Regions from separate parts of the Homo sapiens genome. Here region 2 is linked to region 1. Evidence: read pairs that join two places in POLR2A ChIA-PET (ENCODE). Cell type or tissue: A673. All regions are shown on one strand. Links, peaks and the distances in the headings refer to the core of each region. The heading gives the core; the rest is flanking DNA. Region 1 holds the start of RBL1 (RB transcriptional corepressor like 1). Region 2 overlaps VSTM2L (V-set and transmembrane domain containing 2 like).

Region 1 (12,339 bases), core at 4,212-6,711:
ATAATCTTTTTAGTCTTGGAATCCCTAAAGGTCATAATCAGGTTCCAACCACATGCTTTGGGAGAACTCTGAAATATTAAACCACAACAGGGAGGCTAATCATAGAGGCTATCACACAATGGGATCAAAATAGAAACAACCTTCATGTGTATCTGGCTCAAAACTGAAGGGCAGAGTAAATCTATTTCACTACCCATACTTCATTTTCTTTTTTCTTTTTTTTTTTTTTTTTTTTGAGACGGAGTCTCGCTCTGTCACCAGGCTGGAGTGCAGTGGCACGATCTTGGCTTACTGCAACCTCCGCCTCCCAGGTTCCAGCGATTCTTCTACCTCAGCCTGCCAAGTAGCTGGGATTACAAGCGCCCGCCACCATGCCCAGCTAATTTTTGTATTTTTAGTAGAGACGGGGTTTCACCATGTTGGCCAGGATGATCTCGATCTCCTGATCTGGTGACCCGCCTGCCTCAGCCTCCCAAAGTGCTGGGATTACAGGTGTGAGCCACTGCAACCGGCCTTCCATACTTCATTTTCTATTCAGAAAAGCTCAATTTTGGGTTAAATGGGCATGTCCTGGGATAATAAGAAAAAATAAAACCAATATAAGGAAGGGCATATTGATTTTTGGTTTTTTTAAATGCATGCAGGTGAGGCTGGGTTTGACAGATGTGTCCTCAGTTGTTTGTTTTTGAGACAGAGTCTCACTCTGTTACCCAGACTGGAGTGCAGTGGTGCAATCTTGGCTTACTACAGCCTCTGCCTCCTCGGTTCAAGCGATTCTTTATTCTCATGTCTCAGTTGCCCAGGTTGTTAGGATTACACAAGTGCACCCACACGCCCAGCTAATTTTTATATTTTTAGTAGTGACGGGGTTTTGCCTTGTTGGCCTGACTGGTCTCAAACTCCTGGACTCAAGTGATCCACCTGCCTCGGCCTCCCAAAGTACTGGGATTACAGGCAAAGCAAATAATGGAACAACAAAAGAACGAAGACAGGGATTTATTGAAAACAAAAGTACACTCCATAGTGGGGAAGCGAACCCACGCAGCAGCTCAAGGGCCCAGACACAGAATCTTCTGGGGTCCAAATACCCTCTAGAAGTTTCCCATTGGCCACTTTATGCTCTCTTGATGTAACTGAAGTGGTAGCCCACAATCAGTCTGAGTGGTTGCAGAAAGCAACCAATCAGAGGCCAGGGTGAAGTTAACAAAATTATACTTCTATGCAAAGGAAGACTCTCCCGCCATCAGTCTGATTGGTTGTGGACAGCAACCGTTCAGAGGCTGGAGTGAAGTTACAAAGTTGCAAACAAAGACTGGAAGGCGCTCAGTGTGATTTGTTGCAGACAGCCAATTTCCCATCTGCCATGCAGAAAAGGTCCAAGGGAACAGCCTCTGGTTCTTTTGTTACTTAGGCGTGGAAAGTTGGGGTTTTCCTTTCAATTTAGTTCTAAGAAGTCACGTGAAACAGCCATAGGTTCCCTGCCTCCAGACCCTATTCTCCTGCCTCATTTACTGCAGTCTTCTCTGCCTGCCTCTTTTAGCGACTAGCATGAGATGAGGATTCGTCTTCTAATATCCGTCACCAATCCTTCCCCTCTGTCATTTAGCGAACCACTCACTGGGCACTAGGACTTTGGGGAGAGTCCCAAGAGGCCCCTCTTCGTCCAGGGGCTACTTTTTTCTCTTCCAGCCTCCATCTCCTAACTCAAGGGGTACAGCTCAGATTATGTTTGGCGCCCAGGGACAGTGACAAACCCAGGGCCCGTGGATAGAGGAGGCATCTCACTACGCTGCACGAGGCCACCTCGCAGTAGGCAGCCCAGCCCTGCCCCAAAACCCAAGAGCCTAACCAGGAAGACAGGGGGAGGCCGCGGGCTTCATCTCCCAAGAGATGGACTACACCTCCCAGCAGGCTCTGCGCGCGGGCTGAGGATCCCTCCGCTCTTTTTCTGTCCCGCCGGCTGGGCCCCCCGCGACCAGCCAAGGGCCAAGGACAGGTCTTTCAGAATCTGAGGTACATCTTCTTATCACATTTCCGGGGAGGGACTGCTAGGAGCTCCGGAGGAAAAACGGACTTTTTTTGAGGAGAAAAGCGGAGGCAGACGGTGGATGACAACACGTCCCGCAGCTGCAGATTTTCGCGCGCTTTGGCGCAGGTGGTTGTGGGTAGCGCGCCTGGGAGGGAGAAAGAAGTCGGGGGCCGTGGCGCGCAGCCCGCGGGGCCTGAAGGGATGTTCGAGGACAAGCCCCACGCTGAGGGGGCGGCGGTGGTCGCCGCAGCCGGGGAGGCGCTACAGGCCCTGTGCCAGGAGCTGAACCTGGACGAGGGGAGCGCGGCCGAAGCCCTGGACGACTTTACTGCCATCCGAGGCAACTACAGCCTAGAGGTGAGCGGCAGCAGGTGGGGCGGCCGGACCCTACCCTCGCCAGGCCCCACCCCTGCCCCGCCCCTTCCTCGGCCTATGGGGTGGTGGGAGTTTCCCCACCTAGGAGGGTCGCTGCGCAGCCAAGCGCCGAGGGGCGGGAAAGGTGGGTGTAGCTCAGCCAATCCACCCATCATTTTGAGGCGGGAAACTGAAGCTCAGGAAAGGAGCGGCCTAGGTCCCGCGCCGCTCAGACCCCAGGCTTCCTGACCACACTTCCCTCTACCCCGCCAAGCGCCACAAAAGTCATGGTGCTGCCCTTAAATCAGTAAGAACAAATATAATGGTAAAGTGAAAATGAACTGCATGCCAAGACATCACTGCCCAGAGCTTTAAATGGACCCTCAGTTCCGTCTGAACCCCTTCTGTGATCCCCATTTCACGCAAGAGGAAGCGGAGCCCTAGACGGGTTAAGCTACAGGCCCAAGGTCACACGGTTAGAGATGGAGCCAGACCCAGGGTCTGAGCCGTTTAACCTCCACCCTCTGCTTCACCAGGGTGGAGCTGCCGGTCGCTGTGCAGCAGTTTGATCAAAGCCAATGTGCACACGAAGCTGATCTCAGCCCTACGTTTCCTCCTCCGTCAGAGCATCGTCCTGATGCTTTGCATCAGTGTCTGGCTCTGAATAAAACAAATGTCAGTTATAATTACTTGATTTTTTTCCCCATCATTCTTGCATTTTATCCTCGCAACAGCCCTGTGAACATGGCATGGCAATGAGTATTAGACTGCTTTCCAGGTGATAATGGCAAGGCTCAGAAGGTTGTCTTGCCTAGGATTATTCTAATATAGAAACCCAGGCTGGGCGTGGCGGCTCACGCCTATAATCCCAGCACTTTGGGAGGCCAAGGCGGGCGGATCACTTGAGGCCAGGAGTTCGAGACTAACCTGGGCAACACGGCGAAACCCCATCTCTACTAAAAAAATACAAAAACTAGCTGGGTGTGGTGGCGCCTGCCTGTAATCTAGCTACTCGGGAGGCTGAGGCAGGAGAATTGCTTAAACCCAGGAGGCATAGGCCGCAGTGAGTGGAGATCACACCACTGCACTCCAGCCTGGGTGACAGCAAGACTCTATCTAAAAACAGAGAAAGAAACCCAGACGAGCATAAGCCCAGTGTAGACAGAATTGTGATGGAGTGTATTTCATGTAGCACCACTGGCCTCATGTTCAAAGGCTTTCATGTGCCAAGGGCGCTGGACCCACTCCCAGGGTGCACCACTGACTCACCACCCAGTGAAATAATTGCTGGGTTCAAAGGCATAGAGTTGGAAAAGTGTCGATTGTATGTGTGCCTATATATGAAGGAGTAGTACCTGAAAAAAGTGTCTTCAGAACTGGATAGACTGGGTAAAGGACAATGGTCCACATCCGTGGGTGGCATGACTGGAGAGCTGTGGGAAGAATAAGAAAGTAAGGGAGATTAGAATGAATGGCGTCTCAATTGAAAACAGATTGATTTTTGAAAGCCTGAGAAAGCATTTCTGACATCCTAGGTCTGATTTGGTCTCTCTTGCCCAAGGTCACACCATCTGTCATTGAATAAGCATTTACTGTGTCAAACTATGGTCAAGGCATGCACCTGTTTCAGATTCTTGAATATGACAAGTTTGTTCCCAGTTTTGTGGTATATCCATGCCATTCCCTCTGCCTGGAATATTTCCCCTCACCCCCAACACCAGGAAAAGTTGAGAGCTAAATCTCTAGTTAGGCAGAGTTGAATAGGACATCTTCAATGTTTGCTCTACTTATTTATTTTTTCTTTCTTTTTTTCTTCCTTAGAAACAGGGTCTTGGCCGGGCGCACGGTGGCTCACACCTGTAATCCCACCACTTTGGGAGGCTGAGGTGGGCAGATCACCTTAGGTCAGGGGTCCAAGACCAGCCTGGCCAGCATGGTGAAACCCCGTCTCTACTAAAAATATAAAATTAGCTGAGCATGGTGACGTGCACTTGTAATCCCAGCTACTCAGGAGGCTGAGGCAGGAGAATCTCTTGAAACCAGGAGGTAGAGGTTGCAGTGAGCCAAGATCACGCCATTGCACTCCACCCTGCACAAGAGTGTAACTCCATCTCAAAAAAAAAAAAAAAATGGAAAGAAACAGGGTCTTGCTCTTTTGACCAGGCCTGGAATGCAGTGGTGCAATTATAGCTCACTGTAAACTCAAACTTCTGTGCTCAAGTGATGTTCCTGCTTCAGCCTCCCCAGTAGCTGGGACTATAGGCATGCACCACGGTGCTCAGCTAATTTTTCAATTTTTTGTGGAGATAGTATCTGACTATGTTGCCCAAGCTGGTCTTGAACTGGCCTCAAGTGATTTTTCTGCCGCAGCCTCCCAGAGCATTGGGATTACAAGCATGAGCCACCGAGCCCAGCCCAATGCTTGCTTTAGAAAGCACAAATGTATGAACTGAAATTTTGTGTTTATTCTATCCAGTGTTTATTTTCCTCTTTTTTTAAAATCAATTTTTTAAAGGTATTTGGAGTAGTCATTTTCATATATCTCATGCTTCCTAAGAAGTCTTTCTCCAATCCCTACCCCTCTCTAGTCTACCTGACAAACTCCTGCTTACATTTTTATTGATTTACAAATTTTGTCTCCTTTTGTGAGGCCTTCCCTAAACTGTAGTCAAAATCAGTTATTCACTGCACTATATTCTCCTACAACACTTTATCTTCAGTTCTTCTTATAGCTTGTATATCTCACCAATTATAAATGATAGTATCTGTTCCTCTTCTTAGCTCCAGATGTGAAGTTCTGTGAGATCAGAAAACATTTTTTGTATTTCTAAGGCCTGGCAAGTAGGCCTTAGAAATGCAAAAAATGGTTTCTGATATCATAGAATTCATAGAATTTTTATGAAATAGGATTTTATCAAATAGAATTGTATTCTATTTTATTCTCATGGAATAAAATAGTTGACTTTTTTAAGGAAAGAAAGTCAGGCCAGGCACAGTGGCTCACACCTATAATCCCAGCACTTTGGGAGGCTGAGGCAGGAGGATCACTTGAGCCCAGAAGTTCAAGACCAGCCTGGGCAACATAGTGAGACCCTATCTCTACACAAAATAAAATAGGCTGGGCATGGTGGCTCACACCTGTTATCCCGACATTTTGGGAGGCTGAGGCAGGTGGATCACTTGAGCCCAGGAGTTTGAGACCAGCTTGGGCAATATGGTGAAACCCCATCTCTACAAAAATTAGCTGGGTGTGGTGGCATGTGCCTTTAGTCCCAGCTACTCCAGAGGCTAAGGTGGGGGGATTGCTTGAGCCTGGGAGGTCGAGGCTGCAGTGGCCCTCATTCCTGGGAAGTCAAGACTGCAGTGGCCCTGATTGTACCACTGCACTCCAGCCTGGGGCAACAGAGTGAGACCCTGTTTTAAAAAGTAAAATAAAAATCAGTGTATTCTTTAATGTCTTTAAAAAAATCGAAACAATAATTTTAGGACTTATATTTTCACCATCTTGCTAGAATTTTCATTTAGTAGCCTGTATCCAAAGGCTCTATAATACTTGGATGCTAATCCCAAACAACTCTTTCTCTTTTTCTTTTTTGAGACAAAAAAAGGGCCTCAGGCACTTCTCCCATCTCAGCCTCCAGAGTAGCTGGGACTACAGGCGCATACCACCACGTCCTGCTAATTTTTTTGTATTTTGTAGAGATAGGGTTTTGCTGTGTTACCCAAGCTAGTCTCGAACCCCTGAACTCAAGCAGTCCACCCACATCAGCTTCCCAAAGTGCTGGAATTACATGCGTAAGCCACCATGACCAGACCCTATTCCCAAGCAATTCATTAATCAAAGCTTGTAAAAATATTCATCTTTAAGCTTACCTGCCTCATTTAGTGCTTTGAGAAAAGACTTCTCATTCCTTCAGGGTAGGAACATTGGGTTTATTGATGGCCACCCATTTCTACCCACCCCTTTTAGATTATTGCAAGAAATCTTTTTATCAATCTTTTTATCCTTCTAGGGTTTGGTCTTAAAGACAGTCTGTGGAACAGTGTATAAGAACACTATTGTGTTGTGCTATCAGATTTACATCTGTAATTCTTTTTTTTTTTTTTTTTGAGATAGAGTCTCGTTCTTTCACCCTTGCTGGAGTCCAGTGGGTCAGTCACAGCTCACTGCAGCCTTAACCTTCTGGACTCAAATGATCCTCCCATCTCAGTTCCCCAGGTAGCTCTAACTACAGACGTGCCACATACCCGGCTAATTTTTTCCTTTTTTGTACAGACGGGGGTCTCACTATGTTTCCTAGGCTGATCTTGAACTCCTGAGCTCAAGCAATCCTCTGCCTCAGCCTCCCAAAGTGCTGGGGTTACGAGCATGAGCCACTGTGCCTGGCCTTTATCTGTAATTCTTGTTTTTTTTTTTGAGATGGAGTCTCACTCCCGTTGCGCAGGCTGGAGTGCAGTGGCGTGATCTCGGCTCACTGCAACCCCCACCTCCTAGGTTCAAGTGATTCTCCTTCCTCAGCCTCCCAAGTAGCTGGGATTACAGGCGTGCGCCACCACACCTGGCTAATTTTTGTATTTTTTAGTAGAGACGGGGTTTCGCCACATTGGCCAGGCTGCTCTCAAACTCCTGACCTCAGGTGATCCACCCATCTCGGCCTCCCAAAGTGCTAGGATTACAGACGTGAGCCACCGCACCGGCCTATCCGTAATTCTTAATCCTTAAACTTCAGCTATTGTATTTCAGCAGTGAAGTCATGAAGTGATTCTAGCTTGGAGATGTCTGAAGTCTAATGCAGAAAATTGTTGAATTCCCAAATGTCACCTTTTTGTGGCATTGTAAATTGAGATATCTACTAATATAAAGAGCCGTGCTTACTACAGTCGTGTGCTGCAGAATGTTTCAGTCAGTGATGGACCACACATACTTTATTTTTACTATATGTTTTCTGTGTTTAGATACACAAATAATTACTATTGTGTTACATTTACCAACAGTATTTAGTATAGTAACATGCTCCACAGGTTTGTAGCCTAGAAACAATAAGCATACCATATAGCCTAGGTTTAGTAGGCTATGCTATGTTTGCACAACAAAATTGCCTAATGTTGCATTTCTCAGAATATATCCCTGTCATTAAGCAATGCATATGACTGTATTTTAAAGATGACATGTTTTGGGGTAAATCCCCAAATGTTTACCTTACAAAAATGACAGTCTCCTTCATGTTGCGTAAGATTAATATTAATTTTTTATGTGTGACTCCCTTGCCAACTTTTTACTCTGTTCTTGCCTTTCCCTGCCACACTAAAGAGAAACATAAAGCAAAAACGATAGAAACTTCAGGATCATCAAGGCCATTTCTTAAAATCAAGAAAGTCATGCTGACAAATTTTAATAAAACTCTTCTGGTAATTCAGACATGCTTCACTTAATGACAGGGACATGGTCTAAGAAATGCAACATTAGGTGATTTTGTTGTGTGAACTTCACAGAGTATACTTATGCAAACCTAGATAGTGTAGTCTACTATACACCTAGGCTGTTTAATATAGCCTGTTGCTCCTGGGCTGCAAACTTGTTCAGCATGTTTCTGTACTGAACACTATAGGCAACTATAATGGTGAGTATGTGTGTATCTAAACATAAAAGGGGTACAGTAAATTATAATTTTTTAAATATATAGAACAGTTAGAACATACAGTATTACAATCTTTTTTGTGTGTGTGACAGAGTGTCCCTGTGTTGCCCAGGCTAGACTGTAGTGGCACGATCTCTACTCACTGCAACCTCTGCCTCCCGAGTTTAAGCTATTCTCCTGCCTCAGCCTCCCAAGTAGGTGGGACTACAGGTGCATGCCACCACACCCAGCTAATTTTTTGCATTTTTAGTAGAGACGGAGTTTTGCCATGTTGGCCAGGCTGGTCTTGAACCCCTGGCCTCAAGTGATTCACCCGCTCCAGCCTCCCAGGCATGAGCCACCGCGCCTGGCAAGTATTATAATCTTAAGTGACCACCATTGTATATGTGGTCCAGTGTTGACCAAGATGTTATGTGGCATATGCCTGTATTAGATTTGGAGTGTAGGTGAAAGAGTTTTTTTCTTTTTTTTTTTTTTAAGAGACAGGATTTAAGAGACAGGATCTCGCTCAGCTGCCTATGTTGGAATGTAGTGGCACAAACATAGCTCACTGCAGTCTTGAACTCCTGAGCTTAAGCGATACTCTTGCCTCAGCCACCCAAGTAGCTGGGACTGCAGGCAAGCACCACCATGCCTGGCTAATTTTTTTATTTTCATTTTTAGAGTCTACGTTGCCCTGGCTAGTCTTAAACTCCTGGCATCAAGTGATACTCGCACCTCAGCCTCCCGAGTTACTGGGATTACAAACATGAGCCACCAAGCCAGGCTTTTATCTTTAGATTAATATTAATTTAGCATGTTATAGTTGTAAAAACACAGAACTAAGAGTAAGGAGTTTTATACCCATTACTGCAACTAACAGCTTTGTGACCTTGGGCAAATATCTTCACTTCTCTGGCCCTTTATCTACATAAGGAAAATTGAGACCAGATAATTCTACATCTCTTGTTTCTAGAATTAAAGCATTTTAACATAATATTATACCTGTTTTGCTGTTTGTCTTTTGCTTGCCAGGGAGAAGTTACACACTGGTTGGCATGTTCATTATATGTTGCATGCCGCAAAAGCATTATTCCCACGGTTGGAAAGGGTATCATGGAAGGCAACTGTGTTTCACTTACCAGAATACTACGTTCAGCTAAATTAAGGTAAACCTCTTTGATGTTTTTAAATGTTATATAAGCTCTAAATTTTGGAATCAGTTTTCTCTTGTTTTGAGATCATTTGACTTCATTTAATTTTTATTTTATTTATTTATTTATTTATTTATTTTTGAGACGCAGTCTCACTGTGCCAGCCAGGCTGGAGTGCAGTGGCACAGTCTTGGCTTACTGCAATCTCTGCCTCCTGGGTTCAAGTGATTCTCATGCCTCAGCCTCCTGAGTATCTGGGATTACAGACACACACCACCAAGCCCGGCTAATTTTTTGTATTTTTTTTTTTTAGTAGAGATGGGGTTTCATCATGTTGGTCAGGCTGTTCTCGAACTCCTGACCTCAAATGATCTACCCACCTCAACCTCCCAAAGTGCTATGGGATTATAGACGTGAGCCACTGTGTGACTTCATTTAATTCTAAGTTATAACATAGATAATCCTTTCCCAATTTTCATATTCTTTCTCTGCCTTTCTCAAATTCTGCTAGAAACCTCTGTGTTGAATCTTTAGCTATACTTTTTAAAATTAATTTTTTAAAATTTGGAAATAATTTTAGGCTTACAGAGAAGTTACAAAAATAAGAAAAGGACAATACCCATATACCCTTGACTCAGAGTCACCTGTTATTGACATTTTATCCCATTTGCTTTCTCATTTGATTTTTCTTTCTTCAATATATAGATCTTTCTCTCTCTCTCTTTTTTTTTTTTTTTTGAGATGGAGTTTTGCTCTTGTTGCCCAGGCTAGAGTGCAGTGGTGCAATCTCAGCTCACCACAACCTCTGCCTCCTGGGTTCAAGCGATTCTCCTGCCTCAGCCTCCCGAGTAGCTGGGATTACAGGCATGTGCCACCACGCCTGGCTAATTTTGTATTTTTAGTAGAGACGGAGTTACTCCATGTTTGGTCAGGCTGGTCTCGAACTCCCGACCTCAGGTGATCCACCCGCCTCAGCCTCCCTAAATGCTGGGATTACAGGCGTGAGCCAGCACTCCCAGCCAGATCTTTCTCTTTTTATCCTCAACCATTTCAGTCTAAGTAGCATACATTTGTAGCCTTTTACCCCAAAATACTTCACTGTGTATTTCTTTAAATAACTACAGTACAGCTACCAACTTCAGCAAAATTAACACTGATAAAATAATTTTATTTAACCTGCTAACTCTGTTCTAGTTTTGTTAGTTGATTCAATAATGTTCTTTATGGCATTTTTTTTCCTGGAAGTACAATTTCTAATTAAGGATCAGGTATTGCATTTGCTTATCATGTCTATTTATTCTTCTGTAATTAGGAACATTTCCACAGCCTTTCTTTTTCTTTTATGACATTACCATTTTTGAAGAATATAATCCACAATCACTTTGTCCCTTTCTTTAATTAAAAAAAATTTTTTTAGAGGCCGAGTCTTGCTGTATTGCCCAGGCCTCGAGTGCAGTGGCACCTTTTTAGCTCACTGCAGCCTCAAACTCCTCAGCTCAAATGATCCTCCTGCTTCAGCCTCCCAAGTAGCTGAGACTACAATCATGTGCCACCATGCCTGACTGATATTTTTAAATCTTTTTATAGAGACAGGGTCTTACTATGTTGCTCAAGCTTGTCTCAAAGTCCTGACCTTAAGTGGTCCTCTTGCCTCAGCCTTTTTTTTTTTTGGGACAGAGTCTCACTCTGTTGCCCAGGTGGAGTGCAGTGGTGCAATCTGGACTCGTTGCAACCTCCGCCTCCCGGGTTCAAGCGATTCTCCTGCCTCAGCCTCCTGAGTAGCTGGGACTACAGGCATGTGCCACCACGCCCAGCTAATTTTTGTATTTTTCGTAGAGATGTGGATTCACCATATTAGCCAGGCTGGTCTCAAACTCCTGACCTTGTGATCCGCCTGCCTCAGCCTCCCAAAGTGCTGGGATTACAGGCGTGAGCCACTGTGCCCACCCTCATCCCCTCTTTTAATAGATGGTTCCCAATTTTGGATTTGTCTCCTATTAACTTTTGATTAGATGCAGGTTAGTCATTCCCTGATGGAAAACTGTATAAGTGATTTTGTCTCCTGAGGATATCACATCTGATGATGGCATGTGTTATCCATCTGCATCTCATTGGTGATGTTAATTTTTGTCATCTGGTCAAGATGTTGTCCTATTTCTCTACTGTATATTAATTTTTTTCACCTTGCAGCTACTCTATGGGTCTCAGATACATCTTTTACTTACTCTAGTATCAAGCATATAGAATTATTTGGCTGGATAGGAAACAAAACAAATTTAGCTATCCAGTTTGGATTCATGCTAATATTCTTTGTTTCTGGGACAAAACTATTTGTGGTCATTGTCTATTTGCTATTCCTGTGTTTCCAGAATAGAAGAGGAGCAAAGTTTAAAGCCCTATTCAGAAATGGCAAATAGGTTTTAGTTGATGCTAAATTTAAATTTTTTTTTATTTTTATTTTTTGAGACGGAGTTTTGCTCTTGTTGCCCCGGCTGGAGTGCAATGGCCTGATCTCAGCCTCCCCAGTAGCTGGGATTACAGGCGCCCGCCACCACGCCTGGCTAATTTTTTATATTTTTAATAGGGAGAGGGTTTCACCATGTTGGCCAGGATGGTTTCAAACTCCTGACCTCAGGTGATCCACCCGCCTCGGCCTCCCTAAGTGCTGGGACTATAGACGTAAGCCACCGTGTCCAGCCTAAAAAAAATGTTTTTAAACAACTTTGGTTCTAAAAATAAAATAAGATGATAAAAATTAAATGAAGATCAATGGGGTTAATTTTTTAATTGAGCAAGACATTATCATTGTTAGTATAAAACAATCTGATCTTTTTCTGTCAATGTTTGTCATTGTTCATATAATTTCAAAAATCTTTGTAATGACAGATTCTGGGGGAACTAAACAAAAAAGAATTATAACAAAACAAATGTAGAGCAGTACATGGCAGGAGAATCACTTGAACCTTGGAGGTGGAGGTTGCAGTGAGCTGAGATAGCGCCACTGCACTCCAGCCTGGGCGACAGAGCAAGACTCCATTTCAAATTAAAAAAACAAGGCTGGGCGCGGTGGCTCACGCCTGTAGTCCCAGCACTTTGGGAGACCAAGCCGGGTGGATCACAAGGTCAGGAGATCGAGACCATCCTGGCTAACACAGTGAAACCTCATCTCTACTAAAAATACAAA
Region 2 (12,339 bases), core at 3,763-6,262, 820 kb before region 1:
ATAGAGTTTTTGAGGTTCATCTACCATTGTCGCACACATCAGTAATTCATTACTTTTCATAGAGGTGTTTCTTTAATACAATAAAATATCCTACCTAATCCCCAAAACAACCTGGGAAGTGGCCACTATCATTGTCCTCTTCTTACAGATGGGGAAACTGAGGCACGGAGTGGGTGGGGACTTGCCCAGGTTCCCTGCCAGACACCCCGACATAGCTGAGCAGGAAGTGCTGGAGCCGGCAAGCTGGAAGCAGGGCGCCTCCCAAGGCCACCAGCACATATTGAGGTAGACAGCAGTAGAATTACAAATCTAGGGAGATTTAAGGAGAACTAAAATATTCTGGCACTTGCAGGATTGTGGGAGTTGAGCAGGTTTCCCCAGTGGAATTCCCGCCTCCTCTTCCCACATGTCTGGGCCACAAGGAGTGAGAGCAGGTGGGAGGGAGGGAGGCAAGCGCGGGAGTGTTCAGGGAGCCAGAGATAGGGCAGGGGCGGGGGCAGGGAGCCAGGAGCCGGGAGCAGGCACACAGGCGTCCCGACGTCTCTACCGATACCATTTATTTTCATTCTCCCCAGTACATCCTGCAAAGCTAGTGGGGTGAGCCCATTGCACGGATGCATAACGAGGCTCAGAGAGGCTGGAGCGGGGCAGGATTTGAGCCTTAGTGTCAGATCCCAAAGCCGAGGCGCATAGCCATCCTCTGCTGCCGGGAGGGGCTAAGAGGGAAGAAGTGGGGGAAGCAAAGGAGGCTGCATCAATCACAGGGATGGATTTGCTCCAGCACGCCAGAAAGGAGCAGCCTCAGAGCCACTGAGGAGAAAGAACAGTGAGGGCTGTAAGGGGCGCTGAGGGTGGAGGCAGGAGGGCCAGGGACATGAAGGACGGGGCAAAAGGGGAGGCAGAGACCAACGGACAGGGACAGATGGAGGCAGGCACTTGGGATGTTCCAGAACAGAGGCTCTGAGGGTGCCCAGTGGGTAGGGTGGTGGTGGCCCCACCCTGACCAGAACCTGGCCTCGGTCAAACCTGACCCCCCACCCAGGACCTAGTACATGCCCCAGCCCCAGCCCCTGCCACCCCTGCCCAATCGTGTCTGCGAAATTCAAGGAAGCAACAGTAAATATGTGGGCTCCGGAGTCAGGCTGACCTGGATTTCAACCCAACTGCACCTCCTCAAGGTAGGTGAATCTCTGAGCTTCTAGCCCGGTTTCCTCATCTGTAAAATGGGTGCTGTGAGCGGTGCTGCAGTGACATCACGCAGGCACACAGTGGGCTCCCGGACAGGATCAGGCTGCTCTCCTGTCACCTCCTCACGTAGCCTGGCTCTACTTGAAGAAGCTCCTCCTTCTTCAAGGCTCCGGGCCCCTTGGACTTATTAAACCCTAGGGCTATTCTAGAACCAGAGAATTCATGGCTGAAGGGGTTGGGCCCCACCCCAGGACCTTGGCGCTTAGTGTTCCCAGAGCCTGGGAGGGAATTTCACAGGCCAAGAGCACAGAGCAAGAAGGCAGCAGCGCGGGTGGGGCCCGGGGCTTCCCGCACTAGCTGGAGGGTGTCTGAGGGCCATGGAGAGAGGAGCTGGTGGATCTGGGCCCTGTCCCAGGGGCCCTCAGCCGCTGTCCGACCGCCCCTCCCTCTCCTCCGCTGCCTGCCGGGAGACCATTAGTGAAGCTTTGTTTTGAGCACTATTTCCACTATCCTGCGCTCTGGCCGCCGGGCCTCCATTAGGGACCCTTTCCCGGACCGACGACAGGCGGCAAACAGCTCCCCAGCGAGCAGGCCCTAATTGCCGCCGCCTTCAACGCCGGAAATGATTTTTTTAAAACCTCACAAAGCAAAACAGACACCCCGCCGTCAGCTCTCCGCCTTCCCCACCTCGGGCCCCAGCCTGGGGGCTCTGAGGAAGGAGGGGTCAGTCAAGACCCCACCCCCATCCCAAGAGACACCCTTAAAATGCCGGGCTGGGGGAACATAGGGTTGGGCTCTGCACCCTTGCTTTGAACTAGGTGTGGGGCCCCAGCTCACCACGCCTCTCTAAGCCTCAGTTTTCCCCTCTGCAAGGTGGGCGTGTTGAATGGGAGCCCGATGCCTGCTGCGGGCCGTGCGATGCGGCTCTGACAGGTCATGTGCTTCTGGCTTCTCTAAGGGGTCCGTGGAGCACAGGGGAGCCAGGAGCCGGGAGACGGGAAGAGAGCACGAGGGGCAGAGGGAACAGCCAGGGAGAGAAAAGGTCTGGAAGGAACTTGGTGTGTGCAAGGACTAGAAAGGAGGCCAGTGTACACACACACACAACACACACGCATACACACAATACACACACACAAAATACACACATACACACAATACACACACACATACACATACACACAATACACACATATACAGACATACCCACACATACATACACACACCCACACATACACCCACACACATATATAAACACCCCACACACATGCACACATACACCCATACCCCACACACATACACACAGATGCACACACCCACACACCCACACATATACACACAGACACCACACATACACAGATATACACACACATAGACATATACATGCACACCACACAATATACACACACATACATGCACACACCACACATACACACATATGCACACACACCACACACATACACACACGCACACACACATTCGTGCGCGCACACACACACACAATTCCCTCTTTTTCTGATCCCACGTTCCCACCCTCCCTGGATACCGGCCAGCCCCAGCATCCCATGAACCACAAACTCAGCAAGGCTCACACCAAACTCAGCGCCTTCCCGGGAGCAGCCTCTCCTGTCCGTGCACGCCCGCATCCAGCCCCAAGTCCTGCTTCAGCTCCCCATCTCCACTCACCACGGCCAACCCACTCCGACGCCAACCTGGCCGTGCGCCCTCCCCACTCAGAAGGCTTCCAGGGCTGCCCCCTTCTCCAGGGGTAAGACCAAACTCCAGAGCCGATTCTTGGAGGTTCCAGCTGCAGCCTGCTTTTCTAAATACATGCACATGGTTCTCCACGAGGCCTCTGCCAGACCCAGGCAGCCAGGCGCAGCTCCACTCTGGCCTCTGGAGTCCCCTCTCAGCCCCAGCAGTCCCTGGATACAGGCCCAGAAGGAACCTGCCTCCCCCAGGAAGTCTCCCCTGACTGCTCTAGGACACAGTGAGCTCCCTCTAGAGACCTCCCTCTCTTGGCCCACCTGCCTATGCACTGTTCCCTGGGATCCTGAAGAGTCCCCCATTATCTCTTCCTGACCCCAGCTCTCTGAGTATGCTTACCAAGGACTTAGGAAAAGTGAATGAAGTTCGTTCCCACCCAGCTCGCATGAGAGGGCTGCAGGGAGAGAGAAAGGACTCCAGGATCCAAGCCTGTCCCTGCCACAGACTTGTCCCATGTCCCAAGGCCAGCCCTGACTGCTCTCTGGGCCTCAGTTTCCTCACCCGTGAAACAAAGGCTACTTCTGCCTGGGGCCAGAGACAGGCTTTGGGGGCCTCAAAAAACCCTTTGAAGCTTGTGGGCAAAACTCTGTGGCATTTTTTTGAGGAAACAATCCATAGTTTCCATAAGCTTCTTAAGAGGAGTGTGACTTCCAAAAAAATTAGTAACCACCAGTGTAGACAAGCGTCAGTGTCCCCTCCAGCTTTGCCATTTGGTCACTCACTCATTCATTCACCTGACATTTACTGAGTGCCTGCTCTGTGTGGGTGTCACCATGATATACGGAATATATGTATGTGTAATCCTGAGATGTCATCGAAGAGAGCTGTGTGCATACCCGAGAGAAAGGAAGGAATGGGTGGGGGCGGTGAGAAGAGAGGGGAAGATGGATCCAACAGACACAAAGGAGCAAAGAAAGAGGAAAGAGATCGAAAGACAGAGATAGAGAGGAAAAGAGATAAAGATCAGAGAGACCCAGAGAGAGAGGGGGAGAGAGAAAGAGAGAGACCCAGAGAGCAGTAGGGCAGGGAGAGAGAGAGATCCAGAGAGTAAGGGGCCGGTGGAGGGCACTTCCCAGGTACGGGTGGGCACTGCTGCCCTGCTCGCTGGTAGCTTGCTGGAGAAAGGCCCCCTCTCCCGGCTCTGACTCCTGCTCTAACCTTCCAGATGCTCCCATAGCCTCACCTCCAAGGGCACCAGTGTGCAGGTGGCAGGGAAGGCTGGTATTGAGGCAAACAGGCACAGGGCAGAGGGCACCAGCCCAGCCCTGACCTGCCCCCAGGCTCCCTCTCAGCCTGCACTGCCCCTTCAACCACACACAGTCACCCCCCAGACACAGCCCGCACCCACACAGTCAGACAGAAACACCGCTCCATCCACCAGAACCCCCAGGCAGGAACACACAGGGTCTCACACATGCCCCCAGAGCCCCACTGCTTCCCACTAACAGTGCTGGACCCAGACGCAGAGCCTAGACTTTTGGAGCCATGTGCTTGTAGCCAGAACAGGGCATTCTCAGCATTTTGGCATCACTGACCCCTGTGAGAATCTGACCAAGCCAGGAGCGCTGCTCCAGAACAAAGCACCTGCCCACACACACAGCTTGGCAGCCAGGAGCAGACAGATGCGCAGGCTACGAACTCTGGCTCTGTCGTCCCACAAGCTGGGCTCAAGCCCGGCTTTGCTGTTCAGCATCTGTGTGTCCTCAGGCAAGTCGCACCACGCCCCTTAGTGTCCTCCTCTGTAAAATGGGAGGGCCCGCCTCCTAGCATGGTGGGGAGTAAATGGGAGGAGGCAGGGGAAGTGATGAAAACACAGAGTTCTTGATGAACGCTGGCTGCTGTTTGGTCCGCAGATGCCTGCAGGCCACTGAGAGTTAAGGTGCTGATGGAATCCTACCACTCCCACCAGCTCCATCCTCACCCGCACACATACACACATGCACACACACACACACATACACGCACATACATGCTGGCTGCAGGACAAAAGATGTGGTTTCTAAGTATACAGATGGAAGAATTCTACAGGCTTGGAGCTCAAGCAAACTCACCATTGTTCAGTGGGGAAACTGAGGCCCAGAGAGGGGCAGGGACATGCCAAGTCACCCAGCAAGGCAGGCACAGGGTGGGGGAGAGGGGAGTATAGTAGACAAAAAACAGCATTACCCCAGCCCCTCTCCCCATCCTGGCACTTTAAGAGCTGAAGTGAAGTCACCGAGGAGCCACTGTCCCCCACGCCTCAACACAGGGGACAGAGAAGGCCCCATCCCTGCCATGACCCCTGGGTAGGGCCAGGGCATCCTCGGCGTTGGGGGCTCCACCCACCTGGGCCCTTGTGCCAGCACACACTAAATTGCCGTGTGACGGATCTTTATTAGCCGCCCGCTGTGTTCTGGCTGCTCTGCCTACTTCAACAGTCTTTGCTCCTTTGGGAAATAAGGCAGAAATCTCCTCACTAATATCCCCAGCTAATAACGGGTAGGGCTCAGCTTGCACACCTCCTGTGACAGGGAGCTCACTACTGGGTACCCTCCCTGCCCCACAGGTGAGTGTCCTTCTCTGTGTTTCTGTGTTTAATATCATCCCAGCTTTTTTTTTTTTTTTTTTTTTTTTGAGATGGAGTCTCACTAGGCTCACTGCTATCTCCGCCTCCTGGATTCAAGCAATTCTCTGCCTCAGCCTCCCGAGTAGCTGGGATTACAGGTGCCCGCCACCATGCCCGGCTAATTTTTGTATTTTTAGTAGAGATGGTGTTTCACCATCTTGGCCAGGGTGGTCTTGAACTCCTGACCTTGTGATCCACCCGCCTCGGCCTCCCAAAGTGCTGGGATTACAGGTGTGAGCCACTGCGCCCGGCCCCAGCTTCTTAAATCTTATCACAATACGTATATATTCTTCTTCTTCTTCTTCTTTTTCTTTTTTTTTTTTTTAAGAGACAGGGTCTCACTCTGTCACCCAGGCTGGAGTGCAGTGGTGCAATCACAGCTCACTGCAGCCTTGAACTCTTGGGCTCAAGTGATCTTCCCACCCCAGCCTCCCAAGTAGCTGGGACCACAGGCATGAGCCACTACACCTGGGTAATTCTGTATTTTTTTTGTTTGAGAGACAGGGTCCACTATGTTGTCCAGGCTGGTCTCAATCTCCTGGGTTCCAGTGACCCTCCAGCCCCAGCCTCCTGAGTCATTGGGATTACAGGTGTGAGCCACCGCACCCAGCTCTATACTTACATATTCTTTATGGGTTCAGTTTTCTGTCTCCCCTACTAGACTGAGAACTCTAAGAGAGCAAGAACCTTAGCTGTCTTCTTCACTGATAAGTTCCCAGTGGCTAAAAGAGCCTGGCACATGACAGGTGCCCAATTGATATTTGTTGAATGAATAAAAGAATGAATGAATGACCAAGCTTCCCAAACATGGCAGCAGCCTCATTAGGCCAGTAGCTCCCAGTATGAAGAGTATGGAGCATGCAGTGTGACAGGGCAGCCTGTTGGATGCCCCCGGGTCTCCAAGTCATGTCCACACTGTGGATCCCCACGGACATGCCCACGCACCGCCTGCGCTATTATGTCCTTAATGTTTTTCTATAAACTAACCCACCATTTTTTAATACCCCCATTAGTCTCATCCTAAGCAATCATATGTGTGAAATCACAGTTTTGATGTGCTAGTTATATTTTTTCAGTACACATTAAAATAAATGCTTAACTATTAAAATGTAAGAGGTTTCTCTAGGTTCTGCCTAAAATCATCTCTCCGGTAGGACCCAATCTTGTTGCGGGCCCTGGGGGGTTTTGAAGAGGGTTGAAACTGGGGGTGAAGTGGAGCTGAGTCCCAGGGACGCCCTGATGGCTTCAAGGAAGGGAAGGGAGGCCTGGCTGTGAGAAGGGAACCTGGAGGAGCAGCAGCCCCTCTCTGCCTCCCCACTGCCACCTCACTTCTCTGGAGCAGTGGGAACCAGGGGGAGCCAGCTGGGTGGGCTCTGGACCCCAGGACCAGCAGCTAGGAGAGGAGCAGATTTCTTCCCCAGCTGGACCACTGCTGCTTTTTCTGATGCAAGTGCCTCATCAGGGTCAGGGGAGAAGGGCGCGACCCTTGGACTCCCCCATCCTCATGGCTGCAGCATCACATATGCACCCCAAGGCCAGAGCCTGGGCCCACCCACTGCAAGGTGCCATCAGCCTTGCCCACTCCAGGATGTCCTTGCTCTGCTCAGCAGGGATAAGGAGGGGGCTCCAATTTTGTGATTTTTTCCCCCTATAAACATAGATTCCTTAAGAAATTAAAATCATTTGAATGTTTAAAAATATATTGACTTGGAATGAGCAAAGCTTTAAGAATTCAGACCTCATCCCCTGCTTCGTCCTCCTCGTCATCCATTCATTCATTCCCTGCCACCTCCCTGGGCCGGGCATTGTCCTGGGTCCCAGGACACAAGGGAATCTGACCCCAGTGTGCCCAGCGGGCCCCAAACTCCTTTCAGGACTGAGAGAGTCTTCCCACAACACCATCAGCAGCTGGTTTGGTCCCCAAAGTCCAAGGTGATGGCCAAACACTCTCACGTGGGCACCTGTGCCGCTGTTCACACTACACACTCTCCCCATGCTTTCGAAAATCGAGGGAAGTTGGAGGGTCGCTGGGATAGCATTCTGTTCCCACTGCTGCTCGCCCTCCTGGGTGTGGAATGCGGAGGCCATTGCACTCCTTCCACCCCAGAGCCAAGCCTCAAGTCCCAGCCCTGCTCTTCCCCTCTGTGTGACGTGGGCCTCTTCCTCCTCTTTCCTTGGACTCCCAGCCCTGAAGCCAGATTCTTCAGTTCAAGTCCAGCCTCTGACACTTGGTAGGTGTGTGACCTTGGGTAAGCCACTTAACCTCCCCGAGTCTCATTTTCTTCATCTAAACAGTGGGCCCGAAACAGTCTTTCCTCTTGGAGTTCTCGTTAGAATTGAATGAGATGATACCATTCAAGGCCCTGGCATGGCACTCAACACACACTTGCTTCCATATGTTTATCTCTCCTCTTTTTATTTTTATCTATTTATTTACTTTTGAGACAGGGTCTCACTTTGTCAACCAGGCTGGAGTGCAGTGGCACGATCTCAGCTCACTGCAACCTCCATCTCCTGGGCTCACGTGATCCTCCCGCCTCAGCCTACTGAGTAGCTGGGACTACAGGTGCGTACCCATGCCTGGCTATTTTTTTGTAGAGATGAGTTCTCACTGTGTTGTCCAGGCTGGTCTCAAACTCCTGGGCTCAAGTCATCCACCCACCTCAGCCTCCCAAAGTGCTGGGATTACAGGCATGAGCCGCCGTGCCCAGCCAATCTCTCCATTTGTACAGAGTTGGATGAGGTAATCCCAAAAGCCAAGAAGTACCCTCCAGGGCAATTCTGGGCAAATTCTCCCTTGCCCCTGGGTCTCTGTCTTCTCATCTGTAAGAGAGAGGCTTGGGACGATGGTCCCAAGGGGCCTCCATGATTCATTCCAAAAGCTCCATCTCCTGCCCCCACAGCCGGTGGATCAGAAGGGGTCACTTACCCGACTCCCCTCACCCTGCCCACTTGTTTGCCGCAGGCGACTTTGCCCACCATCCTTGCTGTCACCATGGCAAGGAGCCAAATTCCCTGCGTCCTGCTGGCCGCCTGCGGCTTCTCTTGTTTGGGGAAAAGGCTGCAGGAGCTGCTGATGGGCAAGGTGTCAAAACCAATTGGTGTGAAGGACTTGGGGAAAACCGCTTGTGAGGGCCAATTCCCCACAGGAGGCCGGGAAACCCTCAGCCCAAGGCAGAGTGTTTACAGGCGTAATTGATAGAATAATCACCAACGCCCGAGACAAAGACGAACACATTTTTAACATCATAACCTTTGGAAGACAGGACTCAATTTTCTTCATCTTCCAGCCACCAAACTAGCCAGCTTATTGATGGTGAGATACCAACAGTTCAGTAAGGAATGCGAGGAAGCCAGAGTCATTTTTCAGTGCACAGGCTGCTTGCCAAATGGCCCGGTGCCCCCTCCCTCCCCCAGCACCCTGCTGGTCCCTCCTGGCAACAGAGAGAATCTCAGGACAGTGAATCACTCAATGGACAAAGCCCCCGGCCAAGCCAGGATCTTTGTCTGCACTGGGGTATATGAATAATTGAAGGTGCTGGCCTAGGGGTGGGTGTGGGTGTGTGTGTGTGTAGGGGTGTGTGTGTGTGGCAGGGTGGGGGTGGGAGGGGAGTTGTCTGCTGCAGTGTGAGGCTTCTTGGAGCTCCTCTCAGGGACCATCCACCTGCCCCTGTCTGGACCTCTCCCTCCCCTGTGAAACCAAACCAAGCCAGTCCATAGCGTCAGACATTTCCTGTCCCTACATCTCCCACCAGGTATGGGTAAATACTTAGGCAGTGGCTTCCAAATCCCAGGCTGCATGAGAATCCTCTGGGGAACTTATTAAAATGCAGATTCCACTAGATGCGGTGGCTCATGCCTGTAATCCCAGCACTTTGGAAGGCCGAGGAGGGAGGATGGCTTGAGCCCAGGAGTTCAAGACCAGCCTAGGCAATATAATGAGCTCTCATCTCTACAAAAAATTTAAAAATTAGCTGAGGGTGGTAGCACATGCCTGTCACTCCCAGCTACTCGGAGGCTGAGGTAAAAGGATCATTTGAACCCAGGAGGCAGAGGTTGCAGTAAGCTGAGATTGTGCCACTGCACTCGAGCCTGGTCAATAGAGCAAGATCTTGTCTCAAGAGAAATTAAAAAATAATAATAAAATGTACATTCCAGGGTCCCATCAAATAACCATTCTGGCAGCGGGTTTGGGGGATCTGCATTGTAAAAAATTCCCTGGGGGACTCTGCCATGTGAGGCTTCTTGCAAGCTGTAGGGGTCCTCTGCAAGCTGTAGGGGTCTACAGAGATCTTCACAAAGACCCTGCCCTCTGGATCCCTCCCCTGGACAAGATCTGGAAAGATCCTGGGGTCCAGTCCAGCTGCCTGTTTCTAACCTACAGGTATCCTCAGCAAGATCTTGCCACCTTTCTGAGTGGCTGGTTCCTCTTGGTGGAACCCACTGCTTTACTGGTTCCCTGAGGAGCTAGAAGGGAGAAAGCTTGGGTTACGGCTACAAGAAGGAAGACGCCATGGCCAAGCCTGCCTCAAGGCTGTTCTGGAGGAGGCAGTCCCAGAGCTGCCAGATGCATCTTCATCTTAAACACAGCTTTCCAGCTCTCTGTACAGACTCAGCACCCTTGGGTAAGTCACTGGCCCTCTCTGAGCCTCAGTTTCCTCCTATCTCCAACACCAACCTTGCATGAATGGTCAGCCTGAGTGAGTTAACACTGGCAAGGGCTTGGCAGCACGGGGCACACAGTAGGCATTTCATCAATGCTTGCACCTTTTCCTCCCATCCCTGCTGTGCCCATGGGCAATGAGTTAACATTTTCTGATAAGAAAAAATCAAAATCACTCCTGTTTATTGAGCACCTACTAGGTGCAGACACGGACCATCACCACCCCACCTCCCAGTGCCTGATGCCTCCTTGAGATACATGCTCCCCATTCATTCCTCACACCTCGAAAAAGCCCTCTTCCAAGTACCTTGAGTGGAGGTGGGAGGGAGATGGGAAGCAAAACAGATGTCCTTTCTGACCCATCTGACCGCAGGCTTTCCCTGTGACAAGCTCCAGGGCAGGCAGGTGGAAGGCAGGAGCCCGGCGGCCGGGCTGGGCTCAGATGGAGTTGGAGGGGTGAGCAGCCACCAAGCACTTGGGGTCAATGTGCCCCTCCCCAGGAGCCCCTGCTTCCAGCCCCCACCCCCCACCCCCAGACACAGAGACACCTTCCCGACTGGGCCACATTTCCTGAATCAGCTGAGGACACACGGAGCCCAGGAATAATGAAATGATCAGGCCCCAATCTGCTAAACAGCAATTTCTGAGCTTTTTCAGCACACACAGCTTTTATCAAATTGGTATTCTCCTCCTGAACACAAATAGCTTATTAGACATGACCCACTTATTCGCCGCGTCTCACTATCATTAATAACAGTTTCTTTTTGTGATTAAGTGAGTGGCTCCAAACCCTTCCTGTGGTGGCGGGTGCTTGGCACGGCAGAGGGGCAGCTGTGGGGGCTCCTCGGCAGTCACTACTTGGTGACTTTGAACCTGGCAATGTCGGGGGAAGGCAGCCTGGCCCCTGCAGAGCAGCCTGGCTTCTTTGTTTCTTTAGGGACACAGGGAGACCCAGAGGGGTGGCTCACTTGCCCAGAGCCACACGGGGGTTTCAGGAGAGAAGCCAGGTTCCCCAGCAACTAGGGGTGCCTCCTTCTCATCTAGCCCCTGTCCTGGGCCTTAGCTTGACCTTCCAGGGTGCAGAGGGGAGATTACAGCTGGTTGGGCAGAGCTGTGCCCCCTCAGCTTACCTGGCACCAGGGGACAGGTAGAGACTGTCACACAAAGGGCAGACAGACCCTGCTTTTCTATGGGGGGGAGCCACCTTGGGGCCTTGGGAATAACAGACTGGCACCCAAGTCCCTGGGGTCTGGTGCTCTAGGGACAGAACGACCATAAGCCTCAGAGTCCCATTCCTCATACCCCTCGGGACTGCAAACTCAGGGAAGGCCCTCCATGGAAACCCCTCCTAGTGTAAGTTCCAACTGTGCCAAGGGACTGAGCGGAGCGAGGAGAGGAGGGGTGGAGAGGGAGGAATTCCCAGTTTCCCTAGAATGGGAGGGAATCTGACAGGGAGATGAATGTCCTGGAAAAAAGCGCTGTCTTTGCCTGACAGACCCTGGGGCCTGTCCTGGCTCAGTCACTCTCTTACTGTGTGACCTTGGGCAACTTCCTTCACCTCTCTGAGCCTTGGTTTCCCTATCTGTAAGTTGAGGATCAAAAGAACCCTTTCCTTATTTACCACCGCTCTAGCCAGGTCGGTAGAAATGAGGTGAGGGGCATGAAGGGTATGTAAATGATGCACACAGCAGTTACTACCAAACATGGTGAGGCAGAAGGGGGCGGGGAGTCATGGTTCCCAAAAAGCAGAGACCCTGAGGATGGCTTCGAAGCCCCCCTCTCCACTGGAGCAATCCCACTCATGTGTCATACCCCAGCAAAACCTTCCCTGATTATCTACCCTGCCTTACCCCCACTCACTCCCATCAGAATAAATCATCCAATTATCTGGCCTTTGTGCAAACCTCCCCACAGCCCTGGGCCCACAGTGCCCAGCACTGGGGCTGCAGCCTCCCCAACAAGGCTGTCAGCCTGTCTAGTGAAGGGCTGCATGGAAGAAAGGTCTCCTTTGGTTTCATCTATGCTCGAGCCTCCATCCCAGAGCCAGGCTCACAGGGGTCAGGGGGAGCCCCCACAGCTGCCGGGCTCATACAGTCCAACTCTGCTGCCAACTTGGGCT

The links. ChIA-PET counts read pairs that join two places held together with the same protein. Peaks named below come from ENCODE experiments on the same cell type or tissue, not always from the same donor. Only the 100,000 strongest peaks of a DNase experiment are listed, where the experiment ranks them.
Region 2: POLR2A ChIA-PET joins it to region 1 with 6 read pairs; 1 of 35 experiments calls an interaction of 5 or more read pairs at or near these places.

What each region holds. Positions count from the first base shown.
Region 1 is chr20:37,085,820-37,098,158 of GRCh38, reverse strand. It overlaps RBL1 (RB transcriptional corepressor like 1), which reads left to right and starts at 2,162. Exons shown (of 22, transcript NM_002895.5): 1 at 2,162-2,386; 2 at 9,037-9,170. The coding sequence starts at 2,231. RefSeq lists enhancers at 1,704-1,753, 1,874-2,143, 1,794-2,470, 2,704-2,803 and a silencer at 2,374-2,433. In A673, for the core only: no CTCF peak of the experiment used is centred there; no DNase peak of the experiment used is centred there.
Region 2 is chr20:37,904,462-37,916,800 of GRCh38, reverse strand. All of the region lies in intron 1 of VSTM2L (V-set and transmembrane domain containing 2 like), which reads right to left. It overlaps LOC124904896 (a long non-coding RNA gene), which reads left to right. Exons shown (of 3, transcript XR_007067576.1): 1 at 1-1,178; 2 at 9,942-10,182. Among named protein-coding and RNA genes, the nearest start is that of VSTM2L, 7.5 kb to the right of the region's middle. RefSeq lists enhancers at 893-1,740, 1,741-2,588, 6,996-7,496. In A673, for the core only: no CTCF peak of the experiment used is centred there; DNase peaks (open chromatin) are centred at 4,710 and 5,330; H3K27ac peaks cover 1,610 bases.